Linked DNA regions of Homo sapiens: all the other regions are linked to region 2. The links are chromatin loops, found by intact Hi-C in ENCODE. Cell type or tissue: endothelial cell of umbilical vein. All regions are shown on one strand. Each heading gives the region's core, and the rest is flanking DNA. Links, peaks and the distances in the headings are about the cores only. Region 1 overlaps MIR181A1HG (MIR181A1 host gene). Region 2 has its middle 82 kb from the start of MIR181B1. Region 3 overlaps MIR181A1HG (MIR181A1 host gene). Region 4 has its middle 290 kb from the start of LINC02789.

Region 1 (4,238 bases), core at 949-3,448, 90 kb before region 2:
AAAGACCTCTGAAGGTCATGTGGCTGAACACAAGCAGATTAGCTGGATATTTGTCCTGAGCACCTAAGACAATACTAGAAAAGTAATAAAATGGGAAAACATATATATATATATATAACACATATTATATATAATATATAACACATATTATATATAATATATAACACATATTATGTTCAATACAGAACAAATATATATATGTTTTTTGTTTTTTGTTTTTGTTTTTTGCCAGAACTTACCTAAATGAGAAAATAGTATGTAGTTTGGATATCTGGGTAGGGGTGAAACCTATTGCTAAAGATATGTTAGGGTAAGAACAGAAATAGATAAACTCATTTCCAAGGAGGACTTTTGTCTAACCAAGGCATGGTACTGTCTTCTCTGCTTCCTTCCACTTACCTTTTACTAAATAAAACTAGAAACAGTTCATGAATACTGTTTTGCATGGGCCCCAAATTATTATACTTTACATGGTACCCATGTGCATTGATCAACAGGGATAATATAGAAATGTTTTCAAAAATGAAAATATTATTAGAATAAGCATACAGTCTCTCAAAAATAACTTTAAATGCAATAGATTACATTCAGACACATGGGGCACCAATATGAAAATTATCTACTTCTACACTGCTTTTTATGAAGTCAGGTAAATGGAGGATACTGGGGAAATAAACTGTGTTGAGTTGAATATCTAGATATTGATGTGCGCTAGGGAATCAAGGAAGAGGCAACAAGCACTTAGTGAGTTCCTCCTGTCTCCAGGAAATATATTAGGTGCTCACAGTCTATAGATGACTAAAAAACAGCCTCTGACCCAAAGGATTTCACTGGCTAGTGAGAGAGATAGGCCAAGAAAGAGAAACTTTGATTAAATTACTGGTGTGTCTATATTTCATTTTTAGAAAACTTTTCACAGTGAAAAATATGTAGCATTGAAACTAGAATTCTATATCATCTTGGTGTACTTGCCCTTAACCTACTACACTATCCTATTTTCTCCTTATATTAAAGGTCAACTGGAAATATCAGATAGCCTGTAAGTCTCGAGGTACAAATATGGAACTTAATTTATATTGTTTTCTTGTACAATTTTGAAACAAATTCTTGGTTAATAAATAGAAAATAAAAAACTGTTAATAGAAGCTAATACATTATATACATAGAATAATATAAAGGACATGGAAAATAAGCTAGAATTGTGTCACTATCTGATAGCTTGTCTCAAATTGTTCAATGTTCTGAGTCTCTGTGCCAATTTGAGTATGTAGCTCAATACTTCTAGGGAATAAATACTTCTGTCTTCCTCCTATGGCCGTACAATGTATTTGTTTATTTGTATAGTAATCGTCACTTTTTTCATAAAGCACTTAAGGTACTTATGGGCATATTTATATTCTTATGTCTGAAAGTTTTTGATAACTAAGCTTATTTTTTTTAAATCTATGCATTTATAGACCTTTTCCCAGAAGAAACTTAACTGTATTTGCATTTGCGTAATCCACTCATCCCTAAAAGACATCAGTTTCATGGTTCGAATGTTGCAGCTGTTTAACAGCTTCCAGGCGACACTAAAAACTTAGTTTTAAGACAGGAAACTGGGAAGAGTAGTATATTTAATTAGAGTTTCAGGCGAGGTATTTAAAAAGCACCTAAGTTAACTTGATCCAAGATCATCTAATTAATACCCTCGCTGATTAAAAAATGTAAACTATAAAGCCACTGTATTATTAATTGCAAATATTAATATTTTTGAAAGTAATTCTTCAGTTGGGTAATTGTATCAGTTTTTCTCTGCATTGATCTCCGGTAACCATTTATATTTAATGCAGAAAAGAGGTTGCTTGTAAGTTAAGCCCCACAGGAATAACTTTAAAAGTATAACACAATTACATCATGTATTTGCTAGAAACTAGGTGTTTTAGATGGATTAGTGGTAGTGGGAAGGGGTCCTTTCAGGATTGTAGGTAATAAATTCATAAAGATTGTTTAAATGAAATCATAGTTTTCCACAGTTACCTAATGACATCAAATGTGATTTACCTTTATCTCTGATAGGCTATCATCAATAATATGGTACTTTTTGAAAATTTAAGCCATTCATTTTTCTGTACATATGTAAGTATAAAAAGAAAGCAGACCAACAGTGAAGATTTGAAAATACGAATGGAGGAAAACTTTCTTACTGTGAAGTAACTTTCTCACTTATCTGTCTATCTTATTTTCAAGTATCTTTTTTGGAGAAGAAAATATTGTAAAGACTCTGAGTAGTTTAAAGTTGTTATAACATCTGTATTATTGCTACACATGTAATAAAGAACATCCTTATGTTGGTAGAAACACAAAGTAATCACCAGATTAAGTCTTTTGTTTTTTCTTTCCTCAGTTGTGATTTCAATGAATCAAGTAGTCACATGATCCTATTGTTCAAGGAATATGCTCATCTATAAATATTTTTTATAAAGAAAAAAGTACTGTGAATTGTTAAAAAAAATACTGGATTTTTGCCTATTTGTTCTTTTAAATGTAGCATAGAGAAAATATTAACTAAGCCCTCTAGAATCACTCTTTGATTAAGGAAAATAAAAAATAGAAACTAAAAAGTTGCAGAATCTCAGGACTATAATAGATTTCTTATCAGAGTCCAAAATCAATGCATGTATTCTTTAGATAATCCAAACATGTCATAACGGTGTATGTTTGAGCTAAAGTATTTCATTTTTATATTATTTATCAAGAAATAAAATATTTAACTATAATGGAGTCTTGACTTTTGGCTGGAATCCTTTCTCAGTCCACAGGTCACCATGGAGAGAAAACAGTAACCTGCTGGTTACATTAGGGAAGGTTTAGAGAACTTCTTGCATATTCAAGTCTATTTAGATTCTTCATTCTTAAAAGATAAATTTTTATAAAGACAATTGTGGTGAAGTAAACAATCCATGTAATGTGTATCAGAACTCAGTATCAAAAATTTTATAAATTTTCATATTATCCTAACATAGCATTTTATGTAATATTAGAGCCATGAGCAATAACCTTTTAATAGATATTCAGCTTTGTATTTACAACTTCTCAAGTTCTGTCAATTGATTTAAAAATGTCTATGTAGTATAGAAACCCAGAAAGATAGTGTAACTACTTTTATATCATACATTATTTTTAAAAGTTCACACAGATCTTACTTTGTAATACATTTTTGTTACTATTTTTCATCTCTCTTCCACCATTTTAATTACTCAAACAGTTTTTGACTGCAAAGTCAGTGCTTGCTAAAAGCTCACGGGAAATAAAATAGTATTATATACATTGTTTCACACAGATTGATGTAAAAAACAAATGGTATCCTGTTGATTGAAAGAACAGATGCTTGTATAATTTATGAAGCCAGAAATACGTCCACAATATCCTCCCAAAATAGTAAGGTATTCTAATAACATAGTGGGGAATGCAGTCAAAGAGCTTGGGAGATTCCAATTTGTAGACTGTATTTTGAATGGAGCAAAGAAAACTTGAAAGATATTATCAATATTCTAAAAATACAATTATAATCACTCATTCTCCAAAGTAACATGATACAATAAAATAACATTTTAATGATTCACGTAAAAAATTAAAAAGCCTAGCATGTCTTTTTGTTGATTGTACATTTCACGTTCCACTCACTAGCAAATTTTAATAATTTGTCTAAGCAAGGGGGTCTACTTTTCATAACAAATGTCCATCATGTCAATTGTCCCAGAAAAAAAAATTTTCCCCCAAAAATGCTTACTTTCTCTAACACACATATCACTCTTATTTTTCAAATATTAATTTAGTATTAATAATAACAACGTAATAACATAAGTTGTGTTACTGATATGGTAGTGTTTATTTGGGATTAATTTTAAGTTATTTTGAATATCAGTTAACGTATCTGTACTTTCTAAACTGAAGAATTAATCAACTATTAGTACAAATTCTTGGATCGAGGGCACTATATTTCATTGCTAAAAATAAACACTGCTCACTGTGGCATTGGCACAGTTTGTGGAAGTCATGGGGTTATACTATTACACGATGGATTCTCTTTATGAAAAAAATAACATGGCTTCAACTATGATTTGAATTTTTCATTACATTCATTTAACTTCAAACTTCACATCATCATTGTGCTTTTTTCTATAAAAATGAGATTTTTTCTATCAATTTTTTTGTAAATTGATTATTTAAGTAACTCATTGTTTATAAAAGATTAC
Region 2 (4,238 bases), core at 815-3,314:
TAGTGGCTTGCAAACCCTATACTTTTTCCAGCAAGGACTAAGCTTGAAAAACTTGAGAAGTTAATACAGAGAAGCGTTGGCAGTGGATCATGCGGTTGGCTTGACTCAAGGCAACAAAGCTTTAGCATAAATTAGTTTTTATTTGTTAAAAGAAAAACAAATTCTGTTTGTTTTTATAATACAGTTTGTTGGTTCTTTTAATTTGGGGGAAAATTTGGGGAATTCCAGTTCTCAGAGAAGTGAGAAGCTGAGCTCAGCATGAGCCAGGCCCCGGCTTCCAGGCCCTGTGTAAACAGCCACATGCGTCTTCCTCAATACACCTCGGTTTGAGGCAGCAGGGCGGGCCTGTTATGCCTGGACCTCAGCTGAACCAAGAGTCCCAGCCAGCCAATGACTGCTGTGTGATCCACAGTAGATTATTCAGACCACCAAAGGGAGCCTGTGGCTCTTCTCCCACCAATCTTTAGCCCTGACTTTTATGTAGTGGCTGAGGAAAGCAAAATTTATAGAATGCTATTACTTTGATGGAGAGATGATCTCATCCTTTTCATTAGTTTTGCAGATAAGAAAAGTGAAAATTGGACTCAGAATTTGGCTTAGTCAAAGCAGACTGGTACAGTACCTGACAAACTCAATTCCCAAGTCAAAGGTCCTTGAATATAAGGTGTACAATCAGTAGACTCCTTTTTCAGATGTCTATGTGAGAACTACAGTAAATGAGAGGTGTGTGTGTGTGTGTGTGTGTGTGTGTGTGTGTGTGTTTTCATCCCAGTCTAGAAAAATGGCATGAAAATCAAATGATTTGCAGCACAGCTAATGGTAAAATCTTCCAAATCCAGAATTCCTGTGATCATTGTGTACTTCACTCAGCAGCATAAACCCTGGTTTTCGTGGCAATTCCCAGTTGAAGTGAAGCTAGTTGCGCCTGGGGAAACTTGATGTGATTGTTGCTAACTATTACTTATTTTCATGAGTTGGTACCATTTCAAGATTTGTGGTGCAAGGGTTTCTTTAGAAGTCTGCAGCCAGTATTAGTTCAGTCCTTTTGAACTTACAAAAGCACTGTCACATTCACAGTGCACTTGGTACTCATGATAACACTATGAAGTGTTGTGGCAAATATTGCTAGTTGTTGCCAATTTCTATGTTCTTCTTCTATAGTAACAGAATTTCTGCTTTTTGTATGGACATAAAAGCCACATATCCCAGCCTAGTTAGGTGTGGCCATATAGTTAATTATGGCCAATGGGATGAGAGTAGAGGTAATGAGGTATAAGTAGAGTTAATGTTTGTAAATTCAGTGCTCTGTCAACAAATGGGGACAGCACACTGTCTCCACTGGCTGGAATAATGCTGGGCTTGAGAAACCTTGTTCTAGGTGATTTTGAAATATTCATGAATAATAAATGCAGATTATTATCATTATAAAGATAAATGGTTGTGTGACCTTGTACACATTATTTAATCATTCTAAATTTGCTTCTCCAATCTAAATTTGAGATACTAATAGTCGCCACAAGGGATACAATAAATATTAGAAGGGACGTATATAAAGTGTGGATGACAGTGTTGTCAGTACTAATAGCAAGCAGAGCCTGGTTTTGAGAACCGTAGAGTGTGGAGGACAAGAGGGGAAGAGATACAGAGGCGACTGCAGGAGTGGGACTGAGAGGCAGCGGCCGGAGTCAGAAGGCCTTCCTCTTTCTCATGAGGTGGCTGTGGTGCATTCTTTACTGAACAGGACAAGACTCTGTGGTTAGTGCTGGAACTCTTTGTCCTGAGTTAACAGTAACAGGAAGAGTGACTCAATATCCAGCCTCAAAGGATGGAGAAGCTGAGTCTGGTTTGAAACTTCCTCTCTCAAATCAGGGTTTGTCTGGGAACTAGATGAGTAGAAATGACTGTTAGTGTGCTCCATAGAGACCAATAGGCCCAGCTAAGACAGGCTGGGTGGGAAAAAAGGCCAAGGGAATGAGAAGGTTTGGGCAACAGGAATTTTTATTAGCCTTGTGGTTTGAGCTAAGTTTTAATAGCCAGTAGACCTATGCTTGAATCCCAGATCTACTACTTAGCAACTGTTATTGGTACCAATTTCCACATCCTTAAAGTGGGAATAATAGCTACCTTTTGAGGACTGTTAATCACAGCCATCATCTACTGAATTCTTACCGTGGATCAATCACTTTCGTAAATATTTGTGTTCGTTATCTCAAGTAATCTTCACAATGCTGGAAGGTAAAAACCGTCATGATTTCCAGGTTACGGAAGAGAAAAGTGGGGCATAAGGAGGTCAGAACATAGACTCATACGATTAAACTCTACTTCTTTGTTGCTTTTCCACTTAGGATTAAATGAGAAAATATAAAGTACTTAACACAGTGGTTGGCTCATTGTCTTGAATAAATGGTAACTTTTAAATATTATCCCAATTTTAGAGATGAAAACCATGAAGCTAAGAACAGCAAAGCAAATTTCCCTGAATTGTGTGACTGTTGGTAGAACAGGGTTCACGCGTTTCACTCCACACAGTTTTGATGCATTCTGCCTTGCGCCAAAAGGGTATCCAGCAGAGTGGAAGCAGCTGCTTCACCCGGGATGGAGGAGGATGTTCAACCAGCTCTCAGAGGTCATGCCTGAACTCTAAGGACATGGCTTTATCCTTCTCAGGATGTATTCTTCGCCTGCTACATCTTGAACACAGCAACCACGAGCAGTCTTCATCCCATGACCGCTGCCCCCGCCTTGTTTCCACAGACCCAAGCTCCTGCAGTGCTCGAGTCACATGATCAAGCGCTCATTTCTGTTTGTGAAGTTTCTCAGCCAAAAGGAAAACCATTAGGTATCAAATTGCAAGTAGAAAGCATCCAAGAAGCTGCCTATTCCAGCACCAGTTCCTGCCAAAGAACCTTAAATAAACTTGGTGAAGGGAAGATGTCTGAAATTACTCTATACTCAGTATATTTAGTTAGATTAATAATAGAACTTGATTTCATCTAACTAATTAATTTGAGTTCTAAAAGCAGACACAAATAATAGGCTTGTTTTTTTTCATTTTTTTTTCATTTTGATTCCCTTTGGGGATTTTTTTTAGGGGGGGTGGTGTAAAATGTTAGTCAATGTACTACTAAGGATAAAAGAAAAACTATCTATCTAAAGAGTGAAGTAGCTCTTTATATTTTTAACCAAAGGTGAGAGGTAAAGTCAAGCAATTTCTCTAACAATCAATTGTTATATACAGCAGTAACATGGATAGAAAAGGATACTCAAACAGGAAAAAAAAATCAATACAACTTAAAAAACATAATTAAACACGTAAAATGTTTGCCTTTATTTTTGAAAATTATCTTATTTCAATACAATATTTTCTGAAGGAAAGTGAACAGTTATGTCCCCATTTAAAAAAAATAAGTCTAATAAGGTAGACACTCCTTATGTTCTACATGACAATGAATTTCATGACACCTGACTGACTTCTCATTGCAAGGCACATTAATATAAATGACTCTCACTAAGCAACAAAGGCTGGAGGAAGAAGTTCCTCTGCCCTGAGAGCTCCCTGTGAGAGAGAAGAAGATGAGCAGGAGTCAGGCACGTCCTTGTTCCTAGCACTTGAAATGGGAGAGGACTGGCCAGAAATCAGAAGAAAACAAGATCTGATGTTTTACCTTTGAGTAAAATTTATTTTCTTGGAAAAAAACCACATGGGTGAGAGTACAGTTCTCCGTACTCGTTTAAATGCTCCAGGAATAATTTTTGGAGGAACTGGAGTAAAGTTTGAGGCAGATGTTGAGACTGGGAAACCAGAAAGTAGTACAAGATCATTTAGTAAGAAAGGGTCAGAATAGGCTGAAAGGAGGCAATTCAACAAGACCAGGGAATAGTTGAATGTCAGAGTCAGGATTAAGCACAAAAGAAGTAGAAAGTTGGATATTTAAACTGTAAGATGTTAATGCGTGTAGTCAAGTGAGGCAGCAGAAAATTAGCTGAGTAAGGAGAACAGGCAAAGCATCAGGACAGGAAAGAAAACCCTAAATTAATGGGCAGAAGAGTTACAAACACAAAAGCAATGAAAGGTCCAAACCCCAAGCTGCAAAACCAGTTGGTTCAAACCGCTAGTCACAAATAGTACATGAAGGAAAATTTAAAGTACTTATAATTAATAAAAAGAATTTACCTCTCCTGGGACAGCAGCAGTTTGAAAAGGAGAGAAAGGGTTTGTATAAAAATCAAGGATGTTT
Region 3 (4,238 bases), core at 925-3,424, 120 kb before region 2:
TCACTATTTCTTCCAACTTAGTTATTGAAGAAACACTCAGCTACCATAGATTTGCTAGGCCGAAGTTTCTCAAACTTTAGCTGTGTCAGCATTACTTGGGGGGTTAATTGGAATGCATATTGCTGGGCTTGATGATCAGAGTTTCTGAGAACTTGTGTTCCTAACAAGTTCTCCGGCGATGCAGTAGTATAGAGAGGCATTGTTCTGGAGACATGCTTAATTTTAGGTACAACTTATTTTGACTTGAGAACTTTCTCTTTATTAAAATAGCAAAGGCGGTGTAGATGAAAATAAATAAATTGTATTCATTTGGGTTTTCTCATTTGCAACAGACCACATCAGCATTACCACTGGAAAGAATGACTTAGGAGAGTGGTTGTTTTAATGAGAGATTCTTTACATGCCATTGAAAGACAGGAAACCTTAAAAGAAAAACAAAACTGATAATCAACTCCTAAATGGGGATTTGAATTAGCTAAAATCTTTTTTTTTTCAAATGCCTACTACAAAGTCAAAGTTCATTCTCCTAGACTAGCAAATACTTTTTTATCAATATTTGTTTATATTTTCCCATAATTATCCTTATTTCACCTGCCACAAAAGAATTAATCATTTTATGTCCTCAGTCTTCAGCCCTCCCTAAAGTACCCAATAGCTCTTGTCCTTCTATAAGTCATCACCTACGTGTACTTTAAGACCCCGCTAATTCAATAATTTTATTTAAACGTTGATAGGATTCTATTAAATTTAAGGTATATTATTAATTAAACTAGAGGACATCTGCTGTAGTGAATAAATTATCCATGATTTAAAAGCAAAATTCAAAGGTAGACAAGGCCACCTGCGGCCATAGAGGCTGTGTAACTTCAGAAAGAACACTTATGAGTTAATGATAGGAATGGCACTCTCTGGAATTGTACAATCCAGTGTGCCTTAGTCAGATATAATAGGTCAGGTTTAGCAAGACAGGCATAAAGTTCTAGCCTTAACTTCAAAATTCCATAGAATGTGGGAGACATGAAATAAGAATGGCACATGGGACTTTTGGCTATTAGTTGACCATGAATAGCTCAGTGTGATTCAATAGTGATATGTAACTGCCCTCAAAAACTATGAAAAGCTTAGAGTTTCAGCAGAGGATGGTGTATCTGTTATGAGTGAGATGAGAAGTCTCTCTCTTCATGGCTGGTAGAATGAATCCAGAATTGTCAACTTCACATAAGTCTCAGAATATCCTCAACCCTGCCTGTTTTAGGTGAAACTAATGCACCAATTATTTCATTCATTTACAGAGAAACTTAAGCTAATATGTACATTCAGTACAATAAGTAATACAGACCCCTCAACAGAAAAAAAAAAACACCAGAAATTATCAAACTGAATTTCTTCAATTAATTTCAATTTAATTTGTGTGGACAAATATGTATTGGTTTTGACAATAAAATATGTCAAAATACTGTAGTGTTTAAAATTCCCATATGGAAATATGGCACCATGATTGTAGCTTCTGAATGAAAAACAGAGTTTTCAGTAATTTGTACTCTTCTGACTACATAGCATGGGAAGTTGAGAAAGAAATTCTTCTAGGTTGAATACTGGAAAAATCATCATCTGTTTCCTCTACTCAGTCACTAGTATACAAAGAAGGACTTAAGCAGATTTGCTGATTAATTTATCGGTATCTAAACATTTTGTTTTCTCTTAATTCAGTGGATGAGCTATAGTACTGGAACATTTATAGCTAAACTTTGTTATTTGGTTATTGTCCTTATAAAACCAACTTTTGCTGATAAAACATATTAACACTTATGGATGCTTTATAAATCCAATAATACAGCTTTGAGAGCATTTACTCTGTTTCCCACAAATTTTAATAAGCCTGGCTCAGCTTTTTCGACTGAAGCAAATGCACAGACCTCTACACTTCAACATGAAGACCTCCAGTTCACAATGTGCATATCCAAAGCACTGATACTAATGCTGTATCCAGAGATTTCAATGGGGAGGGTAATCTGTAATAACAAAATTGTATCCCTTCCTTCCTGCAATTACCTCACTATCCTCACAGCCTTGACATCTGGAAACCCACTGCTACTGTAGCAGCTGTGACTCCTCTCCTAGCAGGAAGTTAACTACACATTCCAAAGAGCACCAATTGTTTTGATATTTTCTGGCAGCTCAAAAAGCTTGGATATTGGTGAACACATTATTTTGTGGCAACCACATTTTGGAATTATACACAAATGTACAACATGTCACAATCTGAACAACTTACAGGTGTTAATGTTGTCTTTCTCTTAATGATATCATATTCCAAATTTAATCATTTTAAATATAGAGTAGTATGTTAGAGAATTAAACCTCATTCTGCTCATACTCACTTCTGCCATCATTTTCTCAAATGATCAACACGGAAGAAGACTTACCCAAAAATATGCTCCTATTTAAATCATTGGAAGAGAATTAATTAATTTGAGTTAGAAAGTAAGTATTGTGAGAATCATCCTGCTCTGTATTTGCCCACGTAGCACCTCTGTTAGCAGAGATTTTCAGATACTTATTAATTTTCTAGAAATCGAGACCTCCAAAAGAAGAGCAGAAATATTAAATGTTGGGCAAATCTAACTGCATTTTAGTGTCACCAAATGCCTAAAATTATTTTGTGTTTTTGAGCTGATAAATCTATATATTTTTTATTCAGATTTCTCTTATTCTTTAAAAATAATCAAAGGGATGACTGCTGGATTGATTTACTGCAAATTTATCTTTGAAATGGCTACAAATAATTGTTATTCTCATTTTAAGAGCATTAGTGTCTTTTGTTCATCAAATTAAGAATGAAATGGATTTTAGTACTGCCCTACAATTACTTTGGTAATCAAAATGATTGCCAATGATCTCCAAGAAACTAAACTGTCTTGCTACAGAACAGATTGAGGATTGTTTTGATTCACAGGAAAGCTCTGCAAAAATATGATTAATTATGATTTTGATTTAGTTTATAATTTTATTTTTTATTTCCGTTTTCCCTCTTCCCTACATTCTTTTAAAATATGGCAAAGTTTTCCATTGTATATTTTTATTTGACCTAATTTCCAATTAAATTTAATATTTCTCCTTGCTTAATTATTTCTTCTGGAATTTTACACTCATAGTGATTAAATCTCAATCTCCTCTCTCTTATTCTCTTTCTTTTTTTATTCTCTTTTTCTATCACACACAATTTAATAGTTCATCTTAAGTGATTTCTGATGCCTTGTATTCAGTGACTCTAATTTCTAATATCCTCTTCTTGTTAAAAATATTTTTGCAATGTATTTATAATATCTTTCTATTACACTGATTCTGTGTTATGTTTAAGCGTTTGATCACTTTTATTCAAATGTTCCTATGATAACCAGAAGATACTGTGCATTCTCATATTATTTTAATGCTCCAATGTATACTGCAGGCTTAAATAACCATAAAAGTAATGTTTGTTTAGAAAGTGACTGGTTTGTTTACCTTCACTGCTGCAGAAAATCTCACTAGGCAATTTGCCTGGGGCTGATACTTGTAACCATTAGCAATTATGGATTCTAGAAAGACGTTGATAGGAAGTTTTTAAAAAGCTATTTCAAAATCGGACACAAAAAATACAACACATTTTCTAGGATTGTTTTTCTTGCCATTCATGCTGCTTGCCTTTCTTATCTTAACTAAAATTCACTTTTCATCAGCCTGCAATGAGTCACAAAAAATGCTGTATCAATCTTGGGTTGTTCCTGGACATTCATAGTCAGATAAATTATTTTCAGAATCAGCAAAGCAGAATTATTTTTATAAAATGGTGTCTTTACACATCATTGATGTTTTGCAGAGGTCTGGACAAAACGCCAGTGATGTACTTTTAATTGCCAAGGGATCCACTTACACAAAGGAGACATGGGCACACCATTCTACCGTCAGGGCACTCATCATTTGACTTATGTATTGGACTTTAGGGGAAACACAAAGAGGATGCCTGGGACACTGTTCTCATCCTCTAAAGTCTTTACTAATAATATGTCAAAGTTGAGTAATAATACACACTAAGTAAAAGCTTTTCAACAGAAGCATCTCCATTAATCTCCACTTTGGGCCAGACAGCAAACTGAGCCTCTGTTTCTATTAAATACAAACTGATCTGAAATATTTAGAACAAAGAAAGCACATCCTTTCAGCTAAAAGTTATAGATATCCTTTGCTACATGACAAAT
Region 4 (4,238 bases), core at 1,040-3,539, 660 kb before region 2:
TTCCTTCCCTATCTGTATTCTTTAACTGAAGTTTCCTCTTTCTTATTGAATTTTATTGAAAGATGCAAGACATTACCATCACTCAGATTAGCAGCCTTGGCAAAGAAAGGTTCTCTTACTCATTGATTTTAGCCTTCTGATATTTCTTAGGTGTGTTAGTTCCTTAGGAATACTATATCAAATTACCATAAACTCTAGTTTGGCTTAAAACAACAGAAGTTTATTCTCTCTCAGTTTAGGAGGCTAGGGGTCCAAAATCAAGAAGTTGGCAGGGTCATGCTCCCTTGGGATGGTCTAGAGGAGAATCCTTCCTTGTGTCTTCCAGCTACCTGTGGCTCCTATTGCTTCTTTGCTCATGGCAGCATCACTCTAGCCTCTGCCTCCACAGTCAAATGACTGCTTTCCCTGTGTGTCTATGTCCAAATCTCCCTTTCCTTATAAAGATACCAGTCATTGGTTTAAGGCCCACCGTAATCCAGTGTGACCTTATTTTAGCTTGATGATATCTACAAAGACTATTTTCAATTAAGGTCACATTATTCTGAGGTTCTAGGCAGATGTGAATTTGGGGAGACGATGTTCAACTCAGTACGTGAGATATTGCCAAGTTCTTTCTCTGCCTCGAGCCTTTGCACATGCAAAAGTAGCTAACATTCATTAATTCTGTCAGTTCTCAGATTAAATATCACCTCCTCAGAGAGATCTTCTATGTCTAATCTAAGGTAACCTCATTATTCTCTATAGTAGTACCTCTTCAGTTCCATTCTTTGCGCTTATCACGTGTAATTGTTTGTATATTTGTTTACTTTCTACTTCAGAAGAATACAATCTCCCTGAGATTGCAGAGCCCATGTCTATTTTATGTACTGTTTTAGCCTCAGCGTTTGGTATTATTCTTGACACACAGTAGAATCTCAATAAAAAGTGTCGTAGAAATGAAATGGATAAATGAATAAATGAATGATATAGCTGACTATACACAATGTTTTTTTGAATCATACTCTTATAAACATTTTGCATTTTGGTCTAATAAATGAATACTTTGCTCTAATAAATGAATACTTTGCTGAGTCAATATCTGTATAAAATACTGATGGCCTTCTATGTGGGGTGATATGTAGGAGAAAATATGAGAACAAACTAGATTCAATACTTGTCTCCCAGAAGCTTATAATTTAAGATATAAGATACAGATTTTATGAGAAAACAATAATCATCCTTAGGATTTTTTACCCCAATGGTGACATTAATTCAGCAGCTTCTACATGTTCAAAAATTTGCGACATTTTAGGTTTGTGTGTGGTTTACATTCTTCCAAAGTTTACACTGAGCAGCAATAATCAAGGGTCTCTCAGAGGGCCTCGCACATGATAAACACTCAATAAATATTAGTTGAATAAGTGAATGAATGATAGTTCATAAAATGCCTATAATGAAAATTAGGGGCAGAAGAGGAATAAAATCATTATCTGTCAGGAACAGACACAGTATTTGCAAAGCTTAAACTGATGGGAACCATTAATACCTACGGTATTCATGAGGTGTTATCCTACCATAATTTCCAGTTAGACTGGCTTGTATGTGGTAAAGTCTGTCTTAACTGTTCAAAAATTTACATTCAAAATGTGCATCGAGGGGTGCAAAAGTGACAACAGACTAATCTGGACTCCTCTCTTTTTAATTGGGAGACATTCTGTGACCCCTTTCAAACAGGGATTGAACAGTAGGTTTTACTTGTTTTTCAGTTAATTAAATTCCCTTTTTGATGAGCTGGAAAAAGCTTAGTAGTATACTAGAAAATAGACGATGTGTGAAAAATACCAAGTTTCATATAACCTATGAACTAGATTGCAATGGAGCATTTAAAAATAAATAAATATATATATATGTATATATTTATATATATTCTTGTTCTCTGCTAGATAAGCGGAGCGAAATTTGACTTTTTTGACATGCTACTAAACATGTCTCATGACAATTTGAGCCATCGTGTTGGCAGTTTTCTTGGCAAAAGGCCTGAGGCTATCTTACTAATTTATTAGCATTGCCATGCACATTTGAGCTTTCTTTCTGTAGTTCTTTCACTCTCATTCTCTTGGACCCTTATATTTAGTTTCCATATTAGGAGTTAACAATGTTTCTTCTTTTTAATCCACCTGCTTCTAGATGAATAATTTTAGCCATCACTGTCCAGGAACCCTTTGAAATTCCTTTGTTTACAGTCACACAGCTGTATCCTGATACTGAGACCACATTGGAGGCCCTTAGTAACATGCTTCTATTGTCTGTCCTGGGAAGCACGTCCTCCTTGCATATATGTTTCTTTCAAATTATTTTTTCTTGAGTTTTTTTTACATAATCTCAAACAGTCAAGCTGGCACTTTGTTCTCCTGGAGATGAAGGAGCAATAGTGGTTAGGTTTTCCTGCCTTCACTCTTTCCAATTTGCTCAAATCTGTAAGCTGTTCTGAGAGAAGTCAGCCTGACACGTGTCACAGGCACTGTCAATTAGGTTAATAGACAAGCAGGCAGGGCCCTGGCATTGAACTGAGTCATTTCCCAATACTGGTGTACACAGAATGAAAGCTGGAGAGTCAGGGTCTCTCTGACTCAGAGTCCTTTTTTTTTTTTTTTTTTTTTTTTTTTTTTTTTTTTTTAGAATGCATTGTGATTTTTGATAGAGGAAGGAAGGAATTAAGACAAAACAAGGGAATGAAGAATTTATTATTTCTTTCCACCAGCCAACTCACTGGTTTCTGTTGCCAAGAATATACCTTTAATTTATAAGACCAACACAATTCTAGTTATATATTATTTTAAATTTAATTTAGAGATAATACCATGTCTTTGGAATTAAATTATTTATTTTGAGGTAAGTAAATAAACATGAGAAAAGTAGAAATTTTAGAGGGTCTCTTAATGCAAACAAATTTCATCGCCTGTGATGTGGTTAACACATACGGGCATTGAATAAAACTTGGCTTGACTGAATTATATTGATTTTTAATACATGCCTTCTAAACATAAAGTACTGTGCTATAATAAGAGGTATATTATGATTTTCAGCAAAATACTTTACAGAAAAGATCTGTAAGAAGCAAGATAAGCTAAATTGCCCCCCCCCATTATTATATGACAATGGCATTGTCAGGATACAGTTTAAAATCTAAGACCACCCCACACTTGTGTTATCTGCAGACAAGCTGAAGGCACAAACCCTCAAATTAAAAAAGACATGAGAAACCTGAAGTCATGCTGAAGGAATCCTCTTCTTGTTTTATCATTCCAAAGGAAAAATGTCCCCATAAAGCCTACCATTCACAAAATATCTATAAGGAATATACTCTAATTATGTTGACACTTATCTTCATGTAATTGTTTGCCTGTTAGCATGAAGCTTTTGGACATGAATATTTCTTTCTAATATTCAAACAACTGGCTTTAGGAACAAAAGAATGAATATGTCTAGAAATTATCAGCTACTTAGCTTCAAATAGCAATTCACATGAAGACAGCAACTTGAAGACAAATAAACTTTTTTCAGAATTAATTTTAGGGCTCACCCTCTACTCAGTTGTTACTGAACATGGGTAAGTGTTAGGTTTTAGTCTTTACATACACATATAAATTTACTTAGGAAATGTGAGCAAAAATATATTAAATAAGATAGAGGTTATTTGTTCAAATAACATATTCAGAAAATATAAATGTTAAGGTCATTTTTAGCAATGTTAACACATTATTCACTGCTTTTTCACCAAAGTCGTTATCAGAATGTAAAAACTGTTAAAACATACTGTATGTGTGGAATGTGATGAAATTGCCACTCCATTAACAGAAAAATAAAACCAGGAGAGAGAGAGAGAAAAAAAAAAAGGAGAACAGAAACAATGCATTATTTATTTCATTTTTGCAGAAAAAAGTGAGTGAAAACCATAACTATCATTTTATTAGTAATATTCAATGTTCATGTTGCTCTGTAGATCTAAACATGCTTAGGTTGTTTTAAAAATTAATAATTCTCTTGCTGTACTTTTATTCAAAAGAGTCAATTTATGTTTATATTTATTTGTTTTGGATAGAATAAGAGAAAACTCTCACTGGAATTTTCTACAAGAAATTTCCATTTCTAACAGAACAATATACAGTCAGCTCACCACGTCCATGGGTTTCCATCTGCCAATTCAACTGACTGAAGATCGAAAACATTTTTTTAAAAAATTGCATCTATATTGCACA

Evidence for each region. Hi-C counts contacts between places; a loop is a spot of excess contacts. Peaks named below come from ENCODE experiments on the same cell type or tissue, not always from the same donor. Only the 100,000 strongest peaks of a DNase experiment are listed, where the experiment ranks them.
Region 1: a loop joins it to region 2, with 2.8 times the contacts of the local background. A loop is called at or near these places in 3 of 110 quality-filtered maps.
Region 3: a loop joins it to region 2, with 5 times the contacts of the local background. A loop is called at or near these places in 7 of 110 quality-filtered maps.
Region 4: it touches region 2 in a loop (8-fold over the local background); 8 of 110 quality-filtered maps call a loop at or near these places.

What each region holds. Positions count from the first base shown.
Region 1 is chr1:198,864,672-198,868,909 of GRCh38, reverse strand. All of the region lies in intron 2 of MIR181A1HG (MIR181A1 host gene), which reads left to right. Among named protein-coding and RNA genes, the nearest start is that of MIR181A1, 7.6 kb to the right of the region's middle. In endothelial cell of umbilical vein, for the core only: no CTCF peak of the experiment used is centred there; a DNase peak (open chromatin) is centred at 2,289; H3K27ac peaks cover 432 bases.
Region 2 is chr1:198,774,364-198,778,601 of GRCh38, reverse strand. No RefSeq gene overlaps it. Among named protein-coding and RNA genes, the nearest start is that of MIR181B1, 82 kb to the left of the region's middle. In endothelial cell of umbilical vein, for the core only: no CTCF peak of the experiment used is centred there; a DNase peak (open chromatin) is centred at 1,811; H3K27ac peaks cover 2,202 bases.
Region 3 is chr1:198,890,087-198,894,324 of GRCh38, reverse strand. All of the region lies in intron 2 of MIR181A1HG (MIR181A1 host gene), which reads left to right. Among named protein-coding and RNA genes, the nearest start is that of MIR181A1, 33 kb to the right of the region's middle. In endothelial cell of umbilical vein, for the core only: no CTCF peak of the experiment used is centred there; a DNase peak (open chromatin) is centred at 2,034; H3K27ac peaks cover 2,457 bases.
Region 4 is chr1:199,432,724-199,436,961 of GRCh38, reverse strand. No RefSeq gene overlaps it. Among named protein-coding and RNA genes, the nearest start is that of LINC02789, 290 kb to the right of the region's middle. In endothelial cell of umbilical vein, for the core only: no CTCF peak of the experiment used is centred there; a DNase peak (open chromatin) is centred at 2,421; H3K27ac peaks cover 2,040 bases.